3 separate regions of the Homo sapiens genome follow, and all the other regions are linked to region 2. The links are chromatin loops, found by intact Hi-C in ENCODE. Cell type or tissue: CD4-positive, alpha-beta T cell. All regions are shown on one strand. Region 1 overlaps CYTIP (cytohesin 1 interacting protein). Region 2 overlaps NR4A2 (nuclear receptor subfamily 4 group A member 2). Region 3 overlaps LINC01876 (long intergenic non-protein coding RNA 1876).

What was found. A loop is a pair of places that touch in the nucleus more often than their neighbours do. Peaks named below come from ENCODE experiments on the same cell type or tissue, not always from the same donor. Only the 100,000 strongest peaks of a DNase experiment are listed, where the experiment ranks them.
Region 1: a loop joins it to region 2, with 5 times the contacts of the local background. A loop is called at or near these places in 4 of 110 quality-filtered maps.
Region 3: it touches region 2 in a loop (2.1-fold over the local background); 13 of 110 quality-filtered maps call a loop at or near these places.

The regions. Positions count from the first base shown.
Region 1 is chr2:157,409,774-157,417,773 of GRCh38, reverse strand. CYTIP (cytohesin 1 interacting protein) reads left to right here. Exons shown (of 8, transcript NM_004288.5): 8 at 1,631-3,155. The coding sequence ends at 2,097. Among named protein-coding and RNA genes, the nearest start is that of CYTIP, 30 kb to the left of the region's middle. RefSeq lists an enhancer at 4,023-4,072. In CD4-positive, alpha-beta T cell, no CTCF peak of the experiment used is centred here; DNase peaks (open chromatin) are centred at 787, 3,443 and 4,213; H3K4me3 peaks cover 796 bases; H3K27ac peaks cover 6,010 bases.
Region 2 is chr2:156,316,770-156,324,769 of GRCh38, reverse strand. It overlaps NR4A2 (nuclear receptor subfamily 4 group A member 2), which reads left to right. Exons shown (of 8, transcript NM_006186.4): 8 at 1-333. Among named protein-coding and RNA genes, the nearest start is that of NR4A2, 12 kb to the left of the region's middle. In CD4-positive, alpha-beta T cell, no CTCF peak of the experiment used is centred here; DNase peaks (open chromatin) are centred at 2,489, 3,039 and 4,329; H3K4me3 peaks cover 1,577 bases; H3K27me3 peaks cover 5,204 bases.
Region 3 is chr2:156,190,776-156,198,775 of GRCh38, reverse strand. All of the region lies in intron 1 of LINC01876 (long intergenic non-protein coding RNA 1876), which reads left to right. Among named protein-coding and RNA genes, the nearest start is that of LINC01876, 60 kb to the left of the region's middle. In CD4-positive, alpha-beta T cell, no CTCF peak of the experiment used is centred here; no DNase peak of the experiment used is centred here.

The DNA.
Region 1 (8,000 bases), 1.1 Mb before region 2:
AGATAACAATTTAATCCTTAACTAGTCACTAATTTATGGCTTAGAGTTCTGGTATGAACTTCTGTTTTTTTTTTTTTAAATTGAAGTGTTTGAAACTTATGTACAAGTTACTTCTCTTTTTTATGTCTTCATTTAATATTTTTAAAAAATTCATAATAGTTCTTTTGGGTAGTGAAGTTTGTTAGAGAGGCAGAAATATTTAATACAAAAACTTCTTTATGGCCTTGTAAATTCAGCCACCTCCTTGCTTTCTTTAGACATGAGGGCTTTTTAGCCTCATTTCCACTTCTGGAGCATCCTGAATGGCCCAGTGAATATAAATTCTTGCTGTTCTATAGAAACAGCCTTGTATAGACAACATTGTTAGGTCAGGATCCTCATAAAGTCATTGTTGTACATATTTTTTGAGCAATTGAAGGAGTTCTGCTTTTTCTAGATGTATAGTAAACATCCAGGGCATGTGATTCTATAAGGCAATTGCTCTCCAATCAAAAGAAATTCATCACTTATTGCAAGATGAAATGAAGTAGGTTGTATTAGCAAAAAGGAAAGCATTATGACTAGTCACCATGGGGCTGGCTGTACTCAACCTTGCAAATCATCTGAAAGAACAGTTTCTTTTTATATTGTCAACCGAGGACAAAAGACAGCAGCAGTGGAGATAATCAGTACAAAATAAAACCATTTTAGAGTGTACAGTATTCTATTATTTTTTCTGAAGCATAGTCACTTACTGATTACGTTTTTCCAAGGCTGGTATTACAAGTTCTCTCTCTCTCTCTCTCTCTCTCTCACACACACACACACACAAGATACCAACCAACTCAGTTAGTGTGGAAGCAGGGAGGGTCATATTGGTATGTGATTAACATTAGAGTTTGAAGAGCCAGATGTACGTTGTTAAGGATCAATGAAAAAAATTTAGCCAAGCAGATAAAATTCAATTTCTTCAAATAAATTATTACTTACTTGAGGACAAGGATGATTTCTGGGTACAGTATCATTCCAGAGAATTTAAGTATTCCAAAACGAAACTGGGAATATTGAGGTTGGAAGATACATTTGATTTCACAAATCCTTTCTCTAAGAAACACTTTTGAATTACCTGTTCCATAACTGTTTTCTATTTACTTCAAATGGTTTTATAATAATTTTAGAATTATTTTTAAAAGACAGTACCTAAGAATCAGAGAAACTAAGTGGAGAAAATCATGATAGTATTTCCCCAAGTGTATTCTATGGAACCCCATTTCTGTGAGAATTTTAATAAAAGGTTTCAGGGTTATTTAAATTTAAGAAATGATCATTTTGGAGGTTCAGATGCCACACTGGTAGACTGTCAATTGGGCTGAACTGTTCTCATATGAAACATCTTGTTTAAATTTATTCTAATATTATAATTTTTGTGACCATGGAACCTTGGTCTATGAACAATAGTTCAGGAAACCCTACTATAAGGTTTATCAAATGGTCTCATAAACAGTTACTTATTCAAGCACGCCAAAGCTCAGTGAAAAGTATTTTTCACCCTTACTCTTTCTCGTGTCATTCAAAGAGAAGTTTTGATGTAGTGTATTTATTTGTAGGGAGTAATGAACAGATCCATTTCACAGTAGACTTTGTGCTCTAGGTGATGCAGCTAATTGCCCCAGTTTGGAAAACATGGACTTGGATGAATTGTCTTTGTTTGGACCCCTGCCTGGGCCAGGCCCAGCCCTTGTGGACCGGAATCGATTATCCAGTGAGAGCAGCTGTAAGAGCTGGCTGAGCTCCATGACGATGGACAGTGAAGATGGCTACCAGACGTGTGTGTCTGAGGACTCCAGCAGGGGTGCCTTCAGTCGGCAGACGAGTACAGATGATGAGTGCTTTATCCCCAAGGAGGGGGATGATTTTCTGAGGAGGTCATCTTCAAGGAGGAACCGGAGCATCAGTAACACCAGCAGCGGATCCATGTCTCCCTTGTGGGAGGGCAACTTATCAAGCATGTTTGGGACCCTGCCCCGGAAGAGCAGAAAGGGAAGTGTCCGAAAGCAACTCTTGAAATTTATCCCTGGCCTTCATCGTGCTGTGGAAGAGGAAGAAAGTCGCTTTTGACGGATTGTGGTGTCCTTTCAAATTAGCTTATTTCACAAATATCTCTAGACTCACCCAGATCCCAGCTTGGTGGGAAAGTGCAGAAGAATTGCAAAACTGACATCCCATTTCACAGCAATAGTGACCTTTATTTAAATTGTTGTGTTATAGTTTATGCTTCTTAAATCATTTTTCAACCTAAACAGCCAATTTCTAAGCAGACAGGAAAACTAAATAATAAGTTAATTAATATAACAAAGATGCAGGTTCCTGCTCATTCCAGTAATGTCTTTGAAAGCAAAACTAATATTTATTTTCTAGATTATCCCTGTGAATAATTGAGAACTTTTTGGAGTCAAGTATGAATAAAGGTGTGGCAGAATATAATAATCTGGACTATTTTCTATAGGATAATTGCTGGGTTATAAAATCTTAGGTTTGCTTATGCCCAGTAGCTCCTGCGGAGGCTTAATAATAGGCAATTTTGAATTTGTTCAAACCTGTAATGGCTTGTAAACAAAGATGACCATCAGCTGTTTCTCACATCTATAGTGACAATAAAGCGGGAAGTATAAGATTTAATAGGAGGGGTTAAGGTTCATGAGAACCATGGAAAGATGTGGTCTGAGATGGGTGCTGCAAAGATCATAATAAAGTCATTTTTATAGACAGTCTAAACAAAATGGGTGGGGATGTCGTGTTTTTTGCCCAATTCAGCTTTTGTTCTGCCTGAACATTAATGGCAAGTCTAGAACTCTCCGAATCCTACAGCTTTGTAATTTTTTTTCTACAAATGTCTAACATCCAAAACTGAGGGTTGGGAAAAGGACTTCCCTCCTGTAGTTTTTTTCATATTACTTCTCACTTTATATCTTATATTCTAAATAGCTATCACCTCAGCAGTCTTTTGCCTATTGGTTATGTTAGTATCACATTACTTCTAGCCTTTCAATTACTCCATGTTTTATTTAATATCCATTGAAGTCTATGAATTCTCTGTTCTGGTGGCACAGCTATTCATAACCTATATTCTAGAGTAGACAATCTGGACTATGTAATAAATAGTCTGCTGATTTTAAGTTCTCTCTCTCTCTCTCTCTCTCTCTCTCTCTCTCTGTGCGTGTGTGTGTGTGTTTGGGAGAAATAGAAACACTTCAATTTAAGTAGAGCTGCTAAATTTAATTAAACTTCTGCTTAAGAAATGAGTTATTTTGAGATAAAAGAGGGTAGGGTAAGGAAGCATCTAAGATGAGAAAGAAATGATAAAGTATGAAAAGATTTCTAGTTGGGACTTGCCTTCTATTAACTCTTTGAACTGAGAAACATCCAGTGGCCTGTGCATGACAGTCACTCATATGAAAGGCAGGGTGTCACACCTTTCACAGAAATGATAGCAATACTGTCTACCATTTACTGAGTACCTAGTTGGCTAAAGACACTTTACGTATGATCCTCACAATTACTATATAGTAGGTGTTAGGCATACAGATAACAAGTCAGGAATTTGGAAATGTTCTCAGGGTCACAAGGCTAGTCAGTGGCAGGGCTAAAATTGGAAGCCAGTTCTTCCTTGCTCTAGTCTATTCCAGATATCTTTTACTCTTTTGGTTCTGTTTAGTGATCATCACAGTACTTTTTATTCCACCCAACAGGAATACTTAAAATGTACAATTATAGATGCTGCACAGATAAGAGCATTTCTTTGGGTAAATAGGAAAACAAACATTTCTCTGTTCCTCATATACAAGTTTCAGACATAGGTTCTTTAATAACTACATGATTAGCAGTGCATTTATTTTCAACAAGAGCTTGCAAACCAGTTATGATTCAACTGGTATTGCTTATTTCTCATCATAGTCTAGAATCATCCTGTTAAAGGTCTACTTATATGAATTCAGCATTTCTTGTTATCCTATTTCACAAAGTCCAGGGGAAGGAAACACCACATTTATTTGAGGAAAGATGACTTTGAAATCTTCTACAAGGTGAAAAAATGCTTTGAGAACTACACAGAATGACATAGGTCATACGGGAAAGCAGACCATAGATCATTTGCTTTTCTTGTGATTTTAATACAGAAGTGTAACACTGCTGTATGACAGTAGACCTCAAATGCAAAAAAGGGGCAGGGAAGGGACGGAGCAAGCATCACTTTAGTTTGCGGTAAGAATTAGAGTCGAGGTATGTTCTGAGAATAAAGAAAAAAGTACTGGTTAACCAAAGTACAGGAAGGAAGGGTATGTCATGTTCTATATTTCACAAGCTGTAAGAAAATTAGCTTTTGTTTAGTAGAAATGTGGGTAAATTTCTCACAGTATAACTTTCAGACTAATTTATGACTTCAGTCAGGCTTTAGAAGAAACTTCTGGTGCATAGTGATTCATTCTGATATAATTTACTAGGGAAAAAATTGAAAAGTGTTTTTTTAACTTGAAAGTTCTCAAATATGTATTACTGGTGAATTCCATTAATTGACAACCTGTTATGAAAATGCATTTTTCTAGAAGGGCATTTGATAAACCAAATTTGAATCAAGTAGATTGGGAATTACTTTATCATGTGGCTGAAGAACACAACCATGACAAACAGATTAGTAATATATTTTTGGAAGTGAACTTTTATTTATGACTTTCTACCTTGTAATAATTTTATATCTTAAGATACAGATAGCATTTAAAATCCCAGTTTGCGCTGAATAGATCAAACTTGGAAATAGTATGTGTGTCTTGATCACCAAAGTACAGACATTTTTGAATGTATACATACTAAAAATAGTAAGTAATACATAACTATATTGAGCCCCTCAGATCATAAAAGTATTGTTATTTTATATCCATTTCCTTACATACCTATGGGCTACAAAATCAAAATTTGATGCCTTTATGAAATAAAGAATGCTATTTTTCAGTGTCAGGACTTTCTCTCTCTTTCTCTGTCTCTCTCTCTCTCCCTACATTTCTCTCTACCATAAAGAAATAATTGTCTTAAAAGCAGACTTTTTAAAAAACCTGGGTGATTCTCAACATTTACTTCTTTGAGGACCTTAAAAGACACTACTTACTTAATTGAGACTTTGCACTATTAGCTTTTTTATTGCTATTTAACAAATTACTGCCAGGCATGGTGGTTCACACCTGTAATCCCAGCACTTTGGGAGGCCGAGGTGGGTGGATCACCTGAGGTCAGGAGTTTGAGACCAGCCTGACCAAGATGATGAAACCCCGTCTATACTAAAAATACAAAAATTAGCCGGGTGTAGTGGTGCATGCCTGTAATCCCAGCTACTCCGTAGGCTGAGGCAGGAGAATCGCTTGAATCCGGGAGGTGGAGATTGCAGTGAGCCGAGATCACACCATTGCCCTCCAGCCTGGGCAAGAAAAGTGAAACTCCATCTCAAAAAATAATAATAATAATAAAATAAAAATAAATAAATAATAACCACAAACTTAGAAGCCTAAAATATATTTATTATCTCAAAGCTTCTGTGGGCCAGGAGTCTGGGCACAGGTTAGCTGGATCTGCTCAGGATCTCACAAACCTGCAATTTACTGCAATTTTGGTGTTGTTATCTGGAGGCTTGATTGGAGAAGGATCAACCTTTAAGCTCCTTCAGGTTGCTGTCAGAATCATTACCTGGTGGCCATACAATTCATGGCAGCTTGATTCTTAAAGGCTGGTAATGAAGAGGAAAAAGGGAGAGGCTACAAACAAGACAGAGTCTTAAATAATACAATGTTATCGCCTTTGCCATGTAACATAACCTCTTAAGTGACTTCCCGTCACCTCGCCTAATAATGTAACATTAAGATGGGAATAGTATCCTATCAACTGTACCATGTTCTGTTTGTTAGAAACATGTCACAGGCCCACCCACACTCAAGAAGCAGGGATTACACAATCATGAATATTAGGAGTTAGGGATCAGGGGACCACCTTAGTCTGTTTGTAACACCATTCAAGGAGTTCACAGACTTGATAATATAAGGGTATTGAGCTGTCTCTAAATCTCCTTGAGTAAAAATTAGTGACTGTCATAATAATTTCCACATAAAGAAATGGAAGCATTAGTGAATTTTGGAATGAAATAACCTGGTCAAGATTGCATAACTAGCCAAAAAGTTGATTAAGAAACTTTCTGGCCTCCTGACTTTGTCTCCTTGGTGCGTGAAGTGATAAAAGAAGATTTAAAAAGAATAAGAAAGAATGAACTAGTTACTTGCTTTCAAATTTTACTTGAATCTGAATGCATTTAAGTGAATAGTGATTGGCATACTGAAGTTTGCCACTTCTAGGCAGGCGCATCTTCATAAGCAGATGATAGTAGGAACTTTTACACAGAAAAGTAAACAAAACACTTATCAAAACTACAAAGCACAAAAGGAAATGATCAGCCATGAGCAAAAGTTAGACGATATCACAAAATTATCAGAACTTGAGGGAAAAAAAGAAGTTTGAAAGAATAAAAAATGTATATCTTAGAAATAAAAGATAACTTCCTCAGCTTGATAAAGAACATCAACAAAAAGCCTACAGCTAATATTATAATGGTGGCAAACTGGACACTTTCCTTAAGATCAGTTACAAAGCAAATACATTTTCTCTCACTTCTCCTTTCTACATTGTATGAAAAATCTTCGCTAGTGCAATAAGGCAAGGAAAAGCAATAAAAGATACACAAATTAGGAAGGAAGAAAAGAAACTCTTTATGATGATATGTTGTTTATGTGAAAAGTCTCAAAGAATCAACAGTGCAACAAAAAATCCTGGCACTACTAAGTGAGTATAGCAAGGTCATGGGATACAAGGTTAACATACAATAGTCAATTGCTTTCTTACATATCAACAATGAACAACTGGAATTTGAAAAAGGAAAAACAATATGTTGACAGCATACAAAAATAAAATACTTAGATATAAATCTAACAAAACATTACAGGATCTCAATATGGTAAACTATAACCCTAAATAGAGAGTCAGTGTTCATGGATTGGAAGACTCCATAGTTTTACAATTCAGTTCTTCCCAACTTAATCTGTAGATTCAGTGTAATCTCAATCAAAATTCTAGCAAGCTATTTTGTAGACATCAACAAATTAATTCTAAAGTTTATACGGAACGGCAAAAGACATATAATGGCCAAGAAAATACTGAAGAACAACAAAGTTGGAGGAATTACAATATCCTTTTAAAGACTTAATATAAAATATAGTCATCATTACAGCATGGTATTGGCAAAAGAATAGACAGATAAATCAGTGGAACAGAACAGAGTGCCTAGAAATAGACACACACAAATATAGTAATTATCTTTGACACAGAAGTAAAGTCAATTAAATGTAGAAAGGATAGTGTTTTCAACAAATGGTTCTGTCCAATATGCAAGCTCTTATATGTTTCACAAAAATTGACTCAAAATGGATCATAGACATAGGTATAAAACACAAAACTATAATACTTCTATAAGATAGCATAGGAGAAATTCTAGATTTCCTTTGGTGTCGTAATGAGTTTTTGGATACATCAAAAGGATGATTTATGAAAGAAAAAGTTGATACATTAGACTTTATAAAAATTAAAACTTCTGCTTTGTGAATGGCACTGTTCAGAGAATCAAAAGACAAGTCATAGGCTGTGAGAAAATATGGATATACAAACGGTTACATCTATAAGATGCAATATTATTCAGCTACAAAGAAATAATCTATCAAGTCATTAAAAGACACTATGAATCTTAAATGCATGTTGTTAGGTAAAAGAAACTAGTTTGAGAAGACTAATACTGTATGTTTCCATTTATATGACATGGTGGAAGAGGCAATACTATAGCAATAGTAAAGATATGAGTGGTTTTAAGGAGTTAGGGCTGGGAAGAAGGCATGGAGATGGTTGAATAGGAGGAAGACTGGTGAGTTTTATATAGTGAT
Region 2 (8,000 bases):
TTGTCTAAAGCTAAACAAAACTTGCATGCAGCAGCTTTTGACTGTTTCCAGAGTGCTTATAATATACATAACTCCCTGGAAATAACTGAGCACTTTGAATTTTTTTTATGTCTAAAATTGTCAGTTAATTTATTATTTTGTTTGAGTAAGAATTTTAATATTGCCATATTCTGTAGTATTTTTCTTTGTATATTTCTAGTATGGCACATGATATGAGTCACTGCCTTTTTTTCTATGGTGTATGACAGTTAGAGATGCTGATTTTTTTTCTGATAAATTCTTTCTTTGAGAAAGACAATTTTAATGTTTACAACAATAAACCATGTAAATGAACAGAATTTTGTCTTCTTTTTGGGTCAGAAAAAATAATGACTAAACAGCAACATAACATACACAGTTGGAGATTAATTTGGGATAGGTCACTTATTCAATATCTGAATTTTAAACAGCCTAAATCTATTCTGGCAAAAGAAATCAGGTGAACCAGAATAATTATGCAGATAATTCAGTAAAATATTTTTTCTTAACCAGAATTTTCCAGTCTGGTGACCAATATTTATTAGGATCAATTTAGAATATCTCAATTCTTCTGTTAACTTTGCAAGTAAGTGTAGCTTTCAGGAGAGAAGTTCTGGAGACCCAAAAGCTTTTGAACTTGAGCAAGGTCAGAGTCTAGTCAAGTACTTGTCTTGCACAGTGATTAGGAAGTATCTTTTTAAGACTCAAGAAGTCAACATGGATTTGAGGAGTGTTGTATGTAATCTCCGATTTTCCAATTTCTCAATTTACAACTGTTGGGTCATGGAGAAAGGGCAAAGCAGTTCAGGCCCTTTGGGCCTTGGGTCACTTTGGCACAGAGCAGAACTCAGTAGAGGTAGTTCTTACAACTCTTTATTTTCCTCATTCAGTGGATGGTGATGAGGTGCAATTTGTAGTTTTAGAATAGAATTTCTCCCGTGTAAGTTTCTCAGGTACATGATAAAATATCTATGTGTTGGGTCTTGGGCCTAGTATAAGCAAGTTGTATCCGGGCCTCTAGGATTCCACCCAGCACCAACTTTCAAAAAAGAAAGGAAACTGATGCTGTAGAAGCTGCTTCCACTCAGAACCCTTGTCCTTGGGCAAATGAAGTCCAACGAGTTTCACCTTAGGGCAGCTGTGAATTCATAGAGAGCATAAGATGGGGACGGTCTCCTTCGCTGACCCTAGTGAATTACAGATGGCCTTTGGGTCACTGAAATTTATGAAGAGTGTTATTGTTTTTAAAATGCAGAGTTAGAACTGTAAATTGCCACGAGAGCGCTCAGGTTTTCTTTTGTTTGTTTCCCCTCTTTTTAAAAGACACGTTTTGCGGGTCAGCAAAAAGAGAGAATGCAGGTGTCGGTGGTAATATAAGGTTATTTTTACGAGATGCGTTTTTCTCCGGGTAACTGAGGGACAAATAGGGTGGCCACATAAGAGATTAAATAATAACGAAATGTTCAATTTCTTGACTTTCTTGAAAGGATGAGACTAGCCATATCATTTTGTTTTCACATCTTATGCCCAAGTAAAGCCACAAAGCAGTAAGTAAAGCGAAAGAGAAAAGCTCTTTAGAAATGCTGGGAATCTGCAGAGCCTTCAGCACTCATCTCCCTCCCAGGTGTCTGCAGCCCTGAGACAATGACATTCCGTCACACAATCCCCGAGAGTTGAACCCAGAAACGAACTCTGTGACTGGTTCTCCCTTAAGGAAGCGGCTGCGCAACACCCAAGGCCAAGGGGGTGTCGGGTAGTTCGCCTCCCGGGAATTTGGGGTCAAAGGAGGCAGAGATGACCCTCCACCATGTCCGCGTGCCGACTGCACCGGCTCGCGGAACATTCAGTTGTGATTCCTAAGTTGCAAATTGGCTAGTGCCTTTTCTGTTTCACAGAGTCGCTGTCAAACTCCCGGCCGGCCGCGCACCGAGTTGCTCGGGTGAAGAGCGTCGCATGCATTGCCCCTGCATCTTTCCAGATGCAGCTGAGGACTTTTCTTGTCCTAATGTTTCTAGGAGTAAAGTGAGGAAAAACAGCAGACACGCTGCATTGCCAAAAGCCAGACGTTGCATTACCTTCTTCAGAAAGAGATTAAACTTTGTAATGAGGGCTTCATACCGCCCTCGTATTCCCGCGTCCTCTTAAGCATTTCAGTTATTGTGTATCGTTCCAGCAATGGAAAATATATGATCATTGTTCCGAAGACATGACCATACAGTTCTCAGCTCTGAGGGAAGGTCTAATTTTAAGTCTTTGCTATCTAGCCCCATTTTGAGTTTATGGAAAGATGGCCTTAATTCAAAGCTCGAGTGAGCAGTGAGCAGCGCTGTCGCCTGCTCCTTCCTGAGGTCTGCCTTCTGCGGTCCAGGCGACCGCCACAATTTCTTTCGGTGCCCTGCTGGCCTTCCGCTGTGGATGGGTGGATGTGTGTGTGTGTGTGTGTGTGAGAGAGAGAGAGAGTATTTGGGGTACTGATTCTCACAAGAGAGATATGTAAGGCCCAGGGAGCCGATGGCGCCCTGCAGTGACAGCGGCACCCAACGACCTTGTGTATTTCTTTCTGGCACTGGACTCCATTCCTAGATAGTTTAGGTGGCTCCTCCCCTAAAAAACACCGGTCATAAGTCTTACGGGCCACTGGTTCTCCGCATGCAAGGAGCACAACAAGGAGATATAGATATTCTTGCAAACTTAAGAATGTCATTTGAAGGTTCAATTTCACTTTGTTTGGAGAATCTCTTGGCTTTCTCGGTGTCAGTGCGTCACCGAGAATATCAAATTATCTAATTGTATTTTAAACCTAGGCGTCGGCATTGCAGAAATGTTTCCAAGATACAAACAGATCTGTGAGGGAAAAGTTTAATTTCATTGCAATATTTTGATCACAGAGTTTTCCAGTACAGGATACAATTCCATCTCGCCAGGTCCTATACAGGGGAGTGACACCAGAGCACTTCTAGGCATCGCGCGTGTTGCGCGTCTTCGAGCCACCAGTTCCCCGCCTCGCGTCGCACGCTCGTCCGTTTCCTTTTGTATCCGCCGCGCGGCAGCGCCGAGGTGCCGAGAGTAAAGGCTGGGGGGCTCCCTGCCTGGGCCTCGCCTCTCTCTGTGGAAGACGCGCTTGTCTCAAGCCCCGATGCTCTCAAATCCAGGTCAAAAATGGAGACCGTTTCCCTCAAGGTGGAAGGGGAAAGGAGAGTATCTATTCTTGGAGATTTTAAAACTTTTTCTCAGTATTATTTTCACTATTGAATAGAGGTCTGGAAGTGAGTTTCTCATATATTCTTCTCCAAAGGAGGTTGTAAGGTCCCCTCTCCATTTGTCCCCGCTGTCAGAATAGGAATGCTTGCATAGTGGCCGCACCCCGGAATTTCTCAGGATTCCAAGCTTCCCAGGCAACTATGGGCTGGGACTGACTCAATTTTGGAGTCTCATGGAGGAGGAAGAGGGTTTGGGGTCTCAGCCGACGCCCAGTTAACCCTTCTTCCCCATAGGGCTCAGCCACAACTTAAAAAAAAAAGCGCACCCAATTCCAAGTCTTCGGGAAAGGTTCTGCTTAGATCGGTGCATCCGACAGAACTCGAACCCGAGCAATCACGTTTCGCACCCCTGCATTTATTGTGTTCAGTCGATACTGGCTGACTGCTCGTAAAGCAAGATATGAATTCCAAACAGGTCATCACTTTTTAGTAATTCGTTTTTAATAATAAAATGAACATATGGAAATCCCCATTTTACTTTTAAATTTTGCTAGAAACCAAAATATTGCACATAACTATTTAGGATGGCAAGACTGTGATTTAAAGTCATTTTCCTTTAGTATGTTCCCCGAGACCATTAGGAGCGACAGCTGGGGCCGCAAGAAAGATCTTTCCTCCGACTTTGACTTTGCCTTTCCTTAGGAAAAGTCCAGCTTCCGTCGGAGGGCGCCTGGTGGGGCGGTCCTGACGCGGGAAAGCAGGGCCCCACCCCACGCTGGGGGCGCTCGAAGAGAGCGGCAATTTTGTTCCCTAGCCGCGAAGTGCGCTCTGGGCCCTGCAGACAGTGGCGGGAGAATTCCAGAAAGCAGGGTTCTTGCCGCGTACTCCCCACCCCCACCCCCACGCCTTCTTATTAGTCACCCCCCAACCCCTCCTCCCAGCATAGTCTTATTTCGAGGCTTCGGAATTACTGGAGAGGACTTGTGTCCGCGATCCGCCCTGCGGCGAAAATGGAGACACAAGCCCTCCTGCTCTGCCCACTGCGTTTTGGAGACGTAGTTTGACTTTGCGGCTTGCAGTCGTAGACTTTGCGGAGAGAGCCTTGGAGCAATTAGGACGCATTCACTTGGGTGAACTTTGTTTCCTCGGTGTCCCTCCCTTTCCTCCCCAGCTGCTCCCTGCGTCTTCCTCAGCTGTTCTACACCCCCCCGCCCCCCACCCTCAGGGCGAAGGCTGCAACAGGCTGCCGTCGCCTCTAGGTCGCGTCTGTTGCGCTAGGGCACGAGCACAGGAGGCGGAGCGCGTCTCCTGCTTCTCCCTGCACCCAACGATTTCCGGTCAGTCTCTGGTCTCTTGGAACGCTGAGCTGGACTGGGGCGACCTCCCACGCGACACTGGGGAAAACTCTTTTTCTAGTGGTGAGGGCGCACAAAAGGGCGGGGCAGAGGCGCGTCCGCACCTCGTGGAGGTCTAGGAGAGGGGCCCAGACGCCCATGCCACAACCATGCTCCACACGTGTGCTCACGACCCAAAGCTCTGAAGATAGATTGTGCGTTCCCGCCCTGCTTTCAGGTCTCCTCGCAACGCATGTAATGAGCCCTAGGCCTGCGAGCGCTGGAGCGAGCGTCTAGTCAAGTGGCCAGATCAGGGCTGCGCCTGTAGGGGCCTTGGGGCCGCCTGTACGCTTATCTTCCCGCGGCTGGGAGCGCTCCTTCTTCTCTACAAGATGCTGACTGCGGGCCGCTCGCTGCCCTCTTCTCGGCTTAGCTGAACCCTGTCGCGCCGAGTTTAACTAGACACAGCGCCGAGCCGGCACCTGGATCCTAGCAGAGCTCAACTTCAACGCTTTTCTCCTCATTTCTTCTTCCCACACTTAATCTTTCTCACTCCCATTTTTTCTTATTTCTATCTCAACCTGTGTTTAGATAAACTAGGATTTCCAGGACATGTGTCACCCGTTCTAGCAGATACAATGCCCAAGTTTCTGCTAGAGACGTCCCTGGTACAGTAGAGGGCGGCTGCTGCGAGTGTGAGAAGTCTTTCATCGGGTACTAGAGGGACTTCCAGAGGGATTGAGTCTACCACAATTTCTTGGCTCTGGAAGCTTGGACAAGAGGATTGTTTTGACAGACTCAAATTAAATTGGGATTTCGAGAAGGGTAAGGACAGAGAGAGGACTCCTCATCAATAAGCTGCAAATAGGCCAGTGTTTTTCAAACTGAGGGTCCTGACCCATTAGTGGTTTTCAAAGATATTATATTGGGTTGCCATCAGAATTTTCTTCTAAAGAAATGAAAGAATAATAGAATAGAAATTATGAGGGCTTTGCAGGATAGCAAAAATATAAGACGTCTAAGCATTGTTTGCTGCAATTTTTCTTGGGTGACACTATGAAATATATTTATGGGGGGGTCTCAGTTAAAAAGGTTGATAGTGTCACTACTGAGGACCAATTGTACATGAAGTGAGAGAAAGGGCTGCCTTTATTGAGAGATACTGATAAGGGAATCTCAGCACTGTGGTTTTCTTTTCTTTTCTTTTTCTTTCTTTCTTTTCTTTTCTTTTCTTTTTTTTTTTTTTTTGAGATTGAGATGGAGTCCTCGCTCTGTCGCCCAGGCTGGAGTGCAGTGGTGTGTTCTCAGCTCACTGCAGCCTCTGTCTCCCTGACAGGTGCGGGCACCCCACCCAGCTTTTTTTTTTTTCTTTTTTGTGTGTTTCTAGTAGAGATGGGGTTTCACAGTGTTGGCCAGGCTGGTCTCAAACCCCTGACCTCAGGTGATCCACCTGCCTTGGCCTCCCAAAGTGCTGGGATTACAGGTGTGAGCCACCATGCCTGGCCTACTACTGTGGTTTTCTGGCCAGTCCTCTTTCTTCACTCTGGTTTGTTCGTTTTTGGTCACCACTCCAATGGACTTCTGTATCTCTTTATCCTCTGGCCTGTTATCTGCTTGAAGCCAGGTGGGTGTCATAAGGAAGGGCCAGGGGGACAAGCACATAAGCACATGTAGCCACCCCCTTTTCATCTTCCTCAGCAACCTGGTACCTGGGAAGAGAGTGAACAGCAAAAAAGGCATAGAGGAAAGCTAGAGAAAAGGGATGGTAGTGAATGTCCCATTGTCCATGTCACAGGCCTTCTCATTTATATGCTATTGCCAAACAAGAAGGAGGAAGCAAAAGCTTTTGGGGGAAATGGGTAGAGATAGGGATGGATAAAGATAATGAACCATACTGTGAATGATCAGGTGAGCAGGGACTGATAAGTTGGAAGAGGAGGAGGCAATTTAGAGGATTTATTTAATCAGAGTCCTAGAGTTGAAGGCAGAGATGAGAAGGAGAGGACTAAAATGGCCAGGGTGCCAACAATAATGTGAATGAGTTTAAAGTAAGAAGAGATCTATGGAAGTGAATAAAAAGGGCACATGGAGGATGCTGGGTGCTGGGCAGGCAGGTAGGTATAAGGTGAAAGTTGGATATAGAGGCCATAGCAAGACTATGTTAGGAGAGTGTGGCTCTAAGTATGGGAAGCTCTGGGCTAATGAGGACCACACAGATGTTTCAAGGTGTCATAAAGGAGTCAAAAGGAACAAAATCATTGGCATGGAAACTTGCATTTCCTATAATTCCATTCTAGTCAGAGAGCTTGTTTCCTAAGAGGTGCTGCAATCTTTAGGCAGGGGTGATGTGGACTCCTTCAAAGATTTGGGTCATTGTGAAGGGCAGAAGCAGGTGGCAGACGGAGGACACATTCCATGGTTTCTGACATTCCTCCATTACAATAACTCTGTCTACTACATGTTGCAATTCCAGATATCATATCATATAATCATCTCAACTCCAAATATGACGTTGGCACTGTTATTTCCATTTTACAAATGAAGAGATGAGGTTGAGAGGTATCGTTTATTATCTTGGCCTATAAGTACATGGAAGAGTTGGAATTCGAACTGAGAGCCAGGATATGAACTTACAAGTGCCTTGCTTTAGCACTGCCTGTCCCAGAAGGATTGTACCTTTCTGCTTCTCCAGAAACTAACTAAAGATTTTCTCACCTGCTGAGAGTTGAGGATGTTGCTTCAGGCATGTTCAGACTTCTGGAGGGGAGCATTGACCTGAAACCACAGTGGGGTAAGTGATAATAGCATAATCTTCTTCTCGCTGAAATTTTAAAGAAGGGATTATTTTCATTGCTTTTCGTAGTTTATGGGTGAAGGAGTTCTGAGTTGCTTGCTTTGCTGCCCAAGAAAAGAGTGGGAATGATTGCTGCGTGTGTTTATGCCATTGAGAAAGTCATATTAAAAGTAGTAAAAAAGAAAACTGTTTTTCATCCTCAAGCTGTTTGAATTCCCTTATATTAATCATGTGAGTTTTCAGCAAGCTTCTAGGTTTCCTATCAGGAAAACCAAATTGCATATTAGTTAGTTCACAGTCCTGAGCAGGCCACTTTGTAAAAATGAAAAGCTGGCTATGCATGAACCTTTTATTCTTTCTTCTACTTCTTCTATATTTGTGGTAGACAGTGTTTAGCTGTTATTAACATTTTCTTAAGAGCTACTCTCACAGTCTAACAAATGGTATAAATAGATTTTGCTTAGACAGTCAAGCAGAGAGTAATATTTATTCAGAAGACTGTCTGCATCTAACTTGGTGTGGTCAAAGGGTGGCAAAAATAGTCTTATTATATTATAAAATTTATTAGAATATACATACTTGACAGACAAAACATAGTGGATTTAGATCAGCTGTTTGCTTATACAATAGATTTTGTTCGTCTTTTGACATTTA
Region 3 (8,000 bases), 130 kb after region 2:
AGGTGAATTGTAATTGTCCAGCCAAAGTTGGAATCAGTTCAATAGGACTGTCCCCCATGTTTATCCAATTGCAAGTAATGTCAAGAGGTGAGATGTGTGATGAAGGTGATATGATTTCTCATCCATGAAATGCTATTCTCATTTGTTCCTTTGGGGACTCTAGCTGTCAAAAGGAAAAAAAAAAAGAAAAGTTGAAAAGAGAAAATCATTATCCAAAGAGAACTATAGAAATATCTATTTAATCTAGGTTTGAAAGAAGATTTTATAATCTTGGTTAATATTATAAATACTTCATCCTTTTAAGTAAACCACATTTAGAAAAATACATTGCTGTAGAAATCACCAGGAATTCTGTGATGAGCAATTCAGTAGTGATCACTCCTTGTGAGTACTGTGGACTGAGAGCTTTTGGGCAGTCACATTTTATGGAAAAACTCTTGGCTTCTTCTTTGTTTGAATCTCTAATCTACAGTTAGTTCCCCTACCCTGGTAGCCTAAGAAAGTCTTCTAGCTCTGTAACTTTTCTATTTCTCACAGAATACCTTTGGATGTGTTCTCTCACAGATAAAATATTTTATTTTAGAAAATTTTATGCTTTCAAACTGATATTGACCATGGTAGAGAAAATGCATGTGAAATTTTCATATAAGCAATTAGCTCATTTAGTCTAACAATTAGCCATAATTAAATGTATTTTGTACCAGCTACAGTTAATATTTTGTAACATCAAAAAAATCAAATTTTAAATATCTAATTTCAAAAAAGGATCTATTATTTGTATCCATTTCAAAGACAGACCCTACTTAATTGTGGATAACTATTTTTAAACATTTTTAACATTTAAAAAATATGTAAAGACCTACTTATCTGGACCGATATTTGGTAATTGATTATAAATTCATATTTAACTAATAAGTCAATCACATAGCTAGATTAGACTTATACTGCAAAGGCTTTTTTCTTTTAATCACCTTCCATTAATAATATGAAGTATTTAGGGTTTTATTTTGATTCTTTGCTGCAGTTTTGATGGTAAGCTCTATTAGCAATGTTGGTTAAGTTTTTTAAGTGGTCTTGATTTGGTGCAAAGAGCAACCCCATAGTAATTTTATTTCGGAATTTTGTGTGTGTGTGCAGCAGAGTATGTGTGCAAGGAGAGCTAGAGTGTGTGTGTGAGAGAGAACCATTCCTATCATTTGCCTTTTGAGCAATCAGCACTCACAGAGTTAAAAAAATAAGCCAACAAACAATAGAATGTTAATAAAGGAAGAAATATATTTTTGATTCTTATGAATAGTATTCTAATAACATAGAATTATTGAGTAGTTAGGAGAGATAGCTTCTTTTTCATATCTCTAGGACTACTAAGGTGCTTTAGTAATATATACTACTATAGCCATAGCATGGGGACTCCCCATTTCTTGAATCTCCTTGTTCATCTTTTTTTTTTTGAGAGGGAGTCTCGCTCTATCACCCAGGCTGGAGTGCAATGTTGCAATCTCAGTTTACTGCAACCTCCGCCTCCCGCGTTCAAGTGATTCTCCTGCCTTAGCCTCCTGAGTAGCTGGGATTACAGGCTCCTGCCACCATGCCTGACTAATTTTTGTATTTTTAGTAGAGATGAGATTTCATTATGTTGGCCAGGCTGATCTTGAACTCTTGATCTCAAGTGATCCACCCATCTTGCCTTCCCAAAGTGCTGGGATTATAGGCATGAGCCACTGCACCTGGCCTCCTTGTTCATTTTTAAATAGCTGCATACACCATAAATGTTAGGAATGCTTTAAAGTATTAATAAAATAAAAGTCTGCCATCAGATTATTTCTTCTGGGAGTAAGGTATTCCCACTCAACAAGTTTACTGATTGAATAAGGGCACTCAAAACGCTAGATCCTTCTAACAAATGACCCACTCCTAAGAAAAAAGTGAGCACTTCTGTAAACGGTGGTAAATTTTTTGTTTATGAACAAGCCTTGTTAGAGTAATGAAGGTGTAATTTAAGGAAAAATTAACACAATTTCAGTACACCTTCTTCTAGAGACTCTCTATAAGCAAGGTATGAGGCAAATGATCAAGCACACTGCAGATGCTTTATTCCTTCCCTTTAGGAGAGTACTTCAAGAAACAAATACCATGGGTTTATCTACTTATTCTCATTTCACAGCCTAGCTCCAAAGACTGACTTTTTTTTTTTTTTAAAGCAATGCTTAGTGCAGCAGTGAATTTTATACCAGCCTTATAACTAGGAAAGGCTTCCAGGAGAAGATGAGAATTGAGGCCTAGGACATATGCCTAACTGTTAGGGAAAACACTCTATCAGAATATAAAGCTAAAATAACTTCACAGGGAATAGGGTTGTGGAGGATTGAGAATTAATAGATGAACAAGTAACTCTCTGAGTGTTTGAAAAATTATATAAGAAGAATGGAGCCCAGCTGTTCTACTATACTTTATGAAGGCCAGACAAGAAGGAATGGACTGGACTTGAAGCAAGAATTGACAAAGGAGGTCCTTAAGTACTGGAAACACTTATGAAAGGACCTCCTGTACTCGTCCCTTCATACACACATACACAGGCAGCTGTTAATGTCAGTGCCTGGAAACCAGGCTGCAAGACCTTTTAAGGCCCTTCACAGTTTTACAGAAATTTGAAAACTAACTGAATTGGGTTATGTGACTCCATGAACAAAAAATTCTAGTAAACTATTCTGCCTTTCCAAACCCAAGTTCTTAAAGTTCTTTCAAAACAGTCAGGATATGCATATTATCACTGGAAAGACAGCCTTCAAAGACTTCTTACTTTCTCCTGCAGTGAAGCAAGTAGAGGGTTTACAGTTAATATGCAGACATCTGGCCATTTGCAATTAGCAGCATCCACTCATTTATTCATTTTCTTTTTAAACATTCATTGAGTGGATATTTAACTAATAAGAGTCTAATTTCAATGAATAAAAGAGAATAAAATGTCAAAGTATATGCAACTTCGTACATGTAGATATACATTTTTTTATAAATTCAGATTATTTCCCTCTTTTGTACACAGCTTAGCTCTCAATCTCAGTTACTGATAAGACTGAAGAGAAATGAAGATTTATTATATTATATATAAAGTTCTATGTTCTAATTTGTTAACATATTTTTTAAGCATTGCCTATTTCACCAAAATGACATTGAAAACAAGATTTTTACTTGGTGGATACTAATTAGTGCTTTCTTCTATGTTAGACATTAAGCTGCTTTCAATTTTTCATTGCAATAAACAATCCTTAGAATAGAAACATAGTAGGAGAGCTTCTAAGCCAAAGGGTAGAAACATTTTTAATGCTGCCAGATTGCCATCCAGAAATTCCATCAAGTGTATGAAACTGTCTTTTTCATTGTAACTTACCAACGTTGACTGTTAACAGTATAGCACTTAAAGTTTGAAATAACATTAAATGGTTTCTGATTTGAACAGGACTGATGAAATTATTTAGAAGTAGGCATACTATCATGGATGTATGGGATTATTTTCCAAGATTTTAAATTAAAAAATTCCTTTAAAAATGTCTTCGATTTGGCCAGGCGTGGTGGCTCACGCCTGTAATTCCAGCACTTTGGGAGGCCGAGGTGGGCAGATCACGAGGTCAGGAGATTGAGACCATCCTGGCTAACACGGTGAAACTCCGTCTCTACTAAAAAAATACCAAAAAAAAAAAAAAAAAGAAATAAAATTAGCAGTGGTGGCGGGTGCCTGTAGTCCCAGCTACTCGGGAGGCTGAGGCAGGAGAATGGCGTGAATCCAGGAGGCGGAGCTTGCAGTGAGCCGAGATCGTGCCACTGCGCTGTCCAGCCTGGGTGAGAGAGCGAGACTCCGTCTCAAAAAAAAACAAAACAAAAAACAAACAAACAAAAAAACCTTCCATTTTACACATTCACATTCATTCACTAATTTGACAAATATTAACTGCCTAGTCAATAAGTTCCTACTACGTGACAGGCTTTGACCTCTATTAAAATAATCGATGGTGAAATTTCCACGGTGTACGGGTCACTATAATATCTTGCCTAGTTTACTGTGCCAGCTTTCCTTGCGTTCCCCTGGATTCAGTCTTCATATTCATCACTGTGATGGTTAATTTTATGTGCCAACTTGACTGGGCCACAGAGTGTACAGGTATTTGGTCAAACATTTTTTCTGGGCATCTCTGTGAGGGTGTTTTCCAATGAGATTACCGTTTACATGGATAGACTGAGTAAAGTAGGTAGACTGCCCTTCCTAACATGGGTAGTCCTCATCCAATCAGTCGAAAGTCTGAATAGATGAAAATACTTACCTTGGTCTCCAGCTTGCTGACTCACTAGACGAATCTTGGGATATGCCATAATTGCACTAGCCAATTCCTTATAATAAATCTCTCTCTCTCTGTCTCTCCACACACACACACACACACACACACACACACACACACACACACACACACACCCTATTGGTTCTACTTTTCTGAGAAACCCTGACTAATACACCCACTATAGCTAGAGTGATCTCCCTGCAAAAATCTAATAATTCCACTTTCCCACTTGAAACTTTTTTACTGAGTTTCCTTTGTCTTGCAATAAACCTCAGGCCCCCTAACGTGATTTTTTTCATGACTTGGCCCCTGCTTTCCTCTCCCTCTTACTTCTTTAAAAATCTCCCTTATTTGCTACACTCTATCCATATCATAATATTTATATTTCCTCGACCGCTCTTTATCACGTCTCTGGGCCACCTCTCATGCTGTTCCAGCTTCTTAGTCATGTTCTCATCCTCTTTGCTTCCTCTCATTTCTGTTCGTGTTTTAGTTCTCAGCTTACATATAATGTCTTCTAGGAATCTCTTGAAATCCCTTAAGTCTAGTTAAAGTTTCCCAGCTACTTTCCCCATGATAGTACTTGCTATATATATATATATACCATAATTGCCTATTTCCTTACTTGACTTTTGTATTGGCATTGAACCTCTGAAGGCAGGAATGTGTTTACCATTTTAAATCTGGAATCCAGCTTCTCTCACAGTATCTGGCATAGTCTAGCTTCTTAATATGTTCTTGTTAAATAAATGAATAGAAGCAATTCATGAGATTTTAAGGTTTCCTTTATTAGCTATATGAAATCATTGAGGTTTCAAATAAATTATTTTTTCTTGATGAACTTAGTAACTCTTTGGACAGACAGAGTCATGATGATGGCATTGCTCACAATATTAGATGAATGTAATTGAGAAAATTAGCCACCCCTCACTCCCCATCTAGTGGATAGATTATTTAGGCACAGTGATACAGTGCATACTGCCTTCCCAATGACTCTTTTCCTATAACCATGGTTTATATCAGTGATTCTCAACCGGGGACAATTTTGCCACCTAGATGACTTTTGCCAATATTTGGAGAATTTTTGATTGCTATGACTGCAGAGTGGAGGTGGGAGCTGTTCTCTAGTGGATAGAAGCCAGGGGTGCTATTAATTACTCAACATTGAACAGTGCAGCTCCCACAACAGACTCATTGGGCCCAAAATATCCTTAAGTCTGAGGTTGAGAAAACCTAGTTATATAAATTTGGAGAAAGTTTATGGAAGAGCAAGCTGTCCCATGTGATTGTCATGCTATAGTTACCTGATACCTGTGGTCTTCCCAGGTTACCGCATATTATTTGACCATAGAAAGAAAAACAAAGGAATACGAACCAGGCAGCCAAATGATATGCTGTATTATTGCATGGGAGCTGTTTTGGTACTGTATTTTAACTCATTAACATTTAAAAATTGTTATGTGGCAGAAAAATAATTATGTCCTTTTAACTGTTGAAACAGAATCCATTTTTCCAAGCATACTTTTTTTTAAGGACATATTGCTAAAACACCAACTGTTTTACAAGTACAGTAATCACATTGCTGTTGAGTTTATTGTGTTTTGTTAGGACACACTTTATAGTGTGGAAAATGCATTTTAAAGTAATTCTTCTGGGCACAGTTAGGGAAAAGAATAGAGGTAGGCTTTATTTTTGTGGGTGAACAATTAGCTGCATAGTGACCCCCTCTGGCAGATGAATGGTGCAGTGTAGGTGGTTTCTGGAAAGTTTGGCATCTGAATCTTTCACTTTCACTTGAAGAAATGAGGAAGATTAAGAAGGAAAATGAGAAATAGAGAAAACTTAAGGGGCTCTCAATACTTCAGTCCCTTTCAAGAGAATAATTTATTTTGTTCATGAACAGTAGTAGTTCTGTTGTGGCCTTTCATTTTCCACATCTATCACCCTTTAAGGCACTGGTCCTTAATCTGTTTTTTATGGACCTACATGTCTTCATATGGAATTTTGGGAGGTTTCTGGATCACTGTAAACATATGTAAATTTGGTGGGTATGGAAATTCAAAAATTATTCCAATGTGAGGTGTTCATGCTTTATCAGATTCTCAAGGGAGTCATGACTACACAATATTTAAGAGACAGTTCTTTAGGAAATGCACACGTTCCACTGCAAATGGGACCTGGAAGTTTATGTGGCTTTAGGAGAAAGTGCAGAATGTTTAAAAGGGAGCTGCTTAATCACTAAGCAACAACTCCTCTGTTTGTAGACCTGGAGTGAGATATCTGGAACCTAAGATTTGTTTTGCTCTTTTTATTCTATCTCTATACAAATGGTCCGGGAGGGTCTCAATCTCTACACTAACAGGTGACTTCCAGACCTCTGCTTCTCTGTTACCAAAGATGAATTGTAACTCTTTTGATTCATTCAACTCTGCCTTCACCTAATTTTTCAGCCTGGAAAATAAATTCATTTACATTAATATGTATTTTTCTTATGAGAGATTTAGTGTAGTTTGGGATTAAATATAAGAAAAATGTATACATAATAAAAGAGTGCAGTGTAGCTTCATGTGTTCTTGCTACATGAGATAATTCTGGTCTGGTCTTGATTATAAAAGTTGCCTTGGGCTCACTCATATGCTCCTGAAAGGGTTAAAGCTGGCCTTCTTCCAGCTTCATGTGGCCAGGAGCACTACCGTCTTTCCACATCATCAGCCTGTGTGTGGAACAGAGTGGGAGGGCATCAGTGGCTCCCAAAGTTTACTTTGGAAACATGCAAATTTTCTTTCTTCTGTGATATAATTGAGCAATAACTGGACATGTACTAATCCCCAATTTCCCTTTCTTTAGAAGTTGCCAGTTGTGTCTGACTCTCTATTTTAGTGTAGTTTGAAGAGTCACGTTCACTAGACTGCCCACTGTGGGGGTGGGGCAAGGCAGAGAGTCTGCTATGTTATTAATATAATATTTTCCTACCCTCGACATTTCTACGTCCTTGAGAGAAGATTATGTGATTTAAGTTTGTATTGTCACAATGCAGTGAGGGTTTCTAGACTCATATATAGATAAACTCTGATCATCAGAATAATAAAAGATGGCAAACTTATGTTAAAACAAACTATGCATCCTACTATGAGTTATATTCATTGTGAATTGGAGATACTTATTCAGTGCTACACTCAGGAAACTTTTCTCTCATATTAGTTCCTGATTGTAAATTATGGATTTACAATGTTAGATCTGTGAAGAAATTGAAAAATATAAATATTAAATGATGGGGTTAGTATAGTGCTATATTTTCCTCAATACCTTATTTAGATTTTTTCAGAGAATGTTGGAAAACCAAGTACCATATTATTCAATGGTCTCACATGGAACTGAGAATTAAGTATGTGTCACTAGGGTGAGACCTGGATGCAATCTTTCTTTTCAATTTTAATATCTTTCAAAAAATCTTTGCTTATAAGGACCATGGTTCAGAAAACTATATGGCTCATGTAAAGTGTGAGAAGACTTTTGTGTTTAAAAGTGATTTTAGCTATTTAGCTTAAAACAACATTGGAGCTTGGGAGAGAACTCAGTTCAACTTTTGCAGGTGAGGAAGCACTTGGGAGCAAAGGTTAACTCAGGTTATAACTGCATTAGCATCCACTAACAAAGTATTAAGGCTCC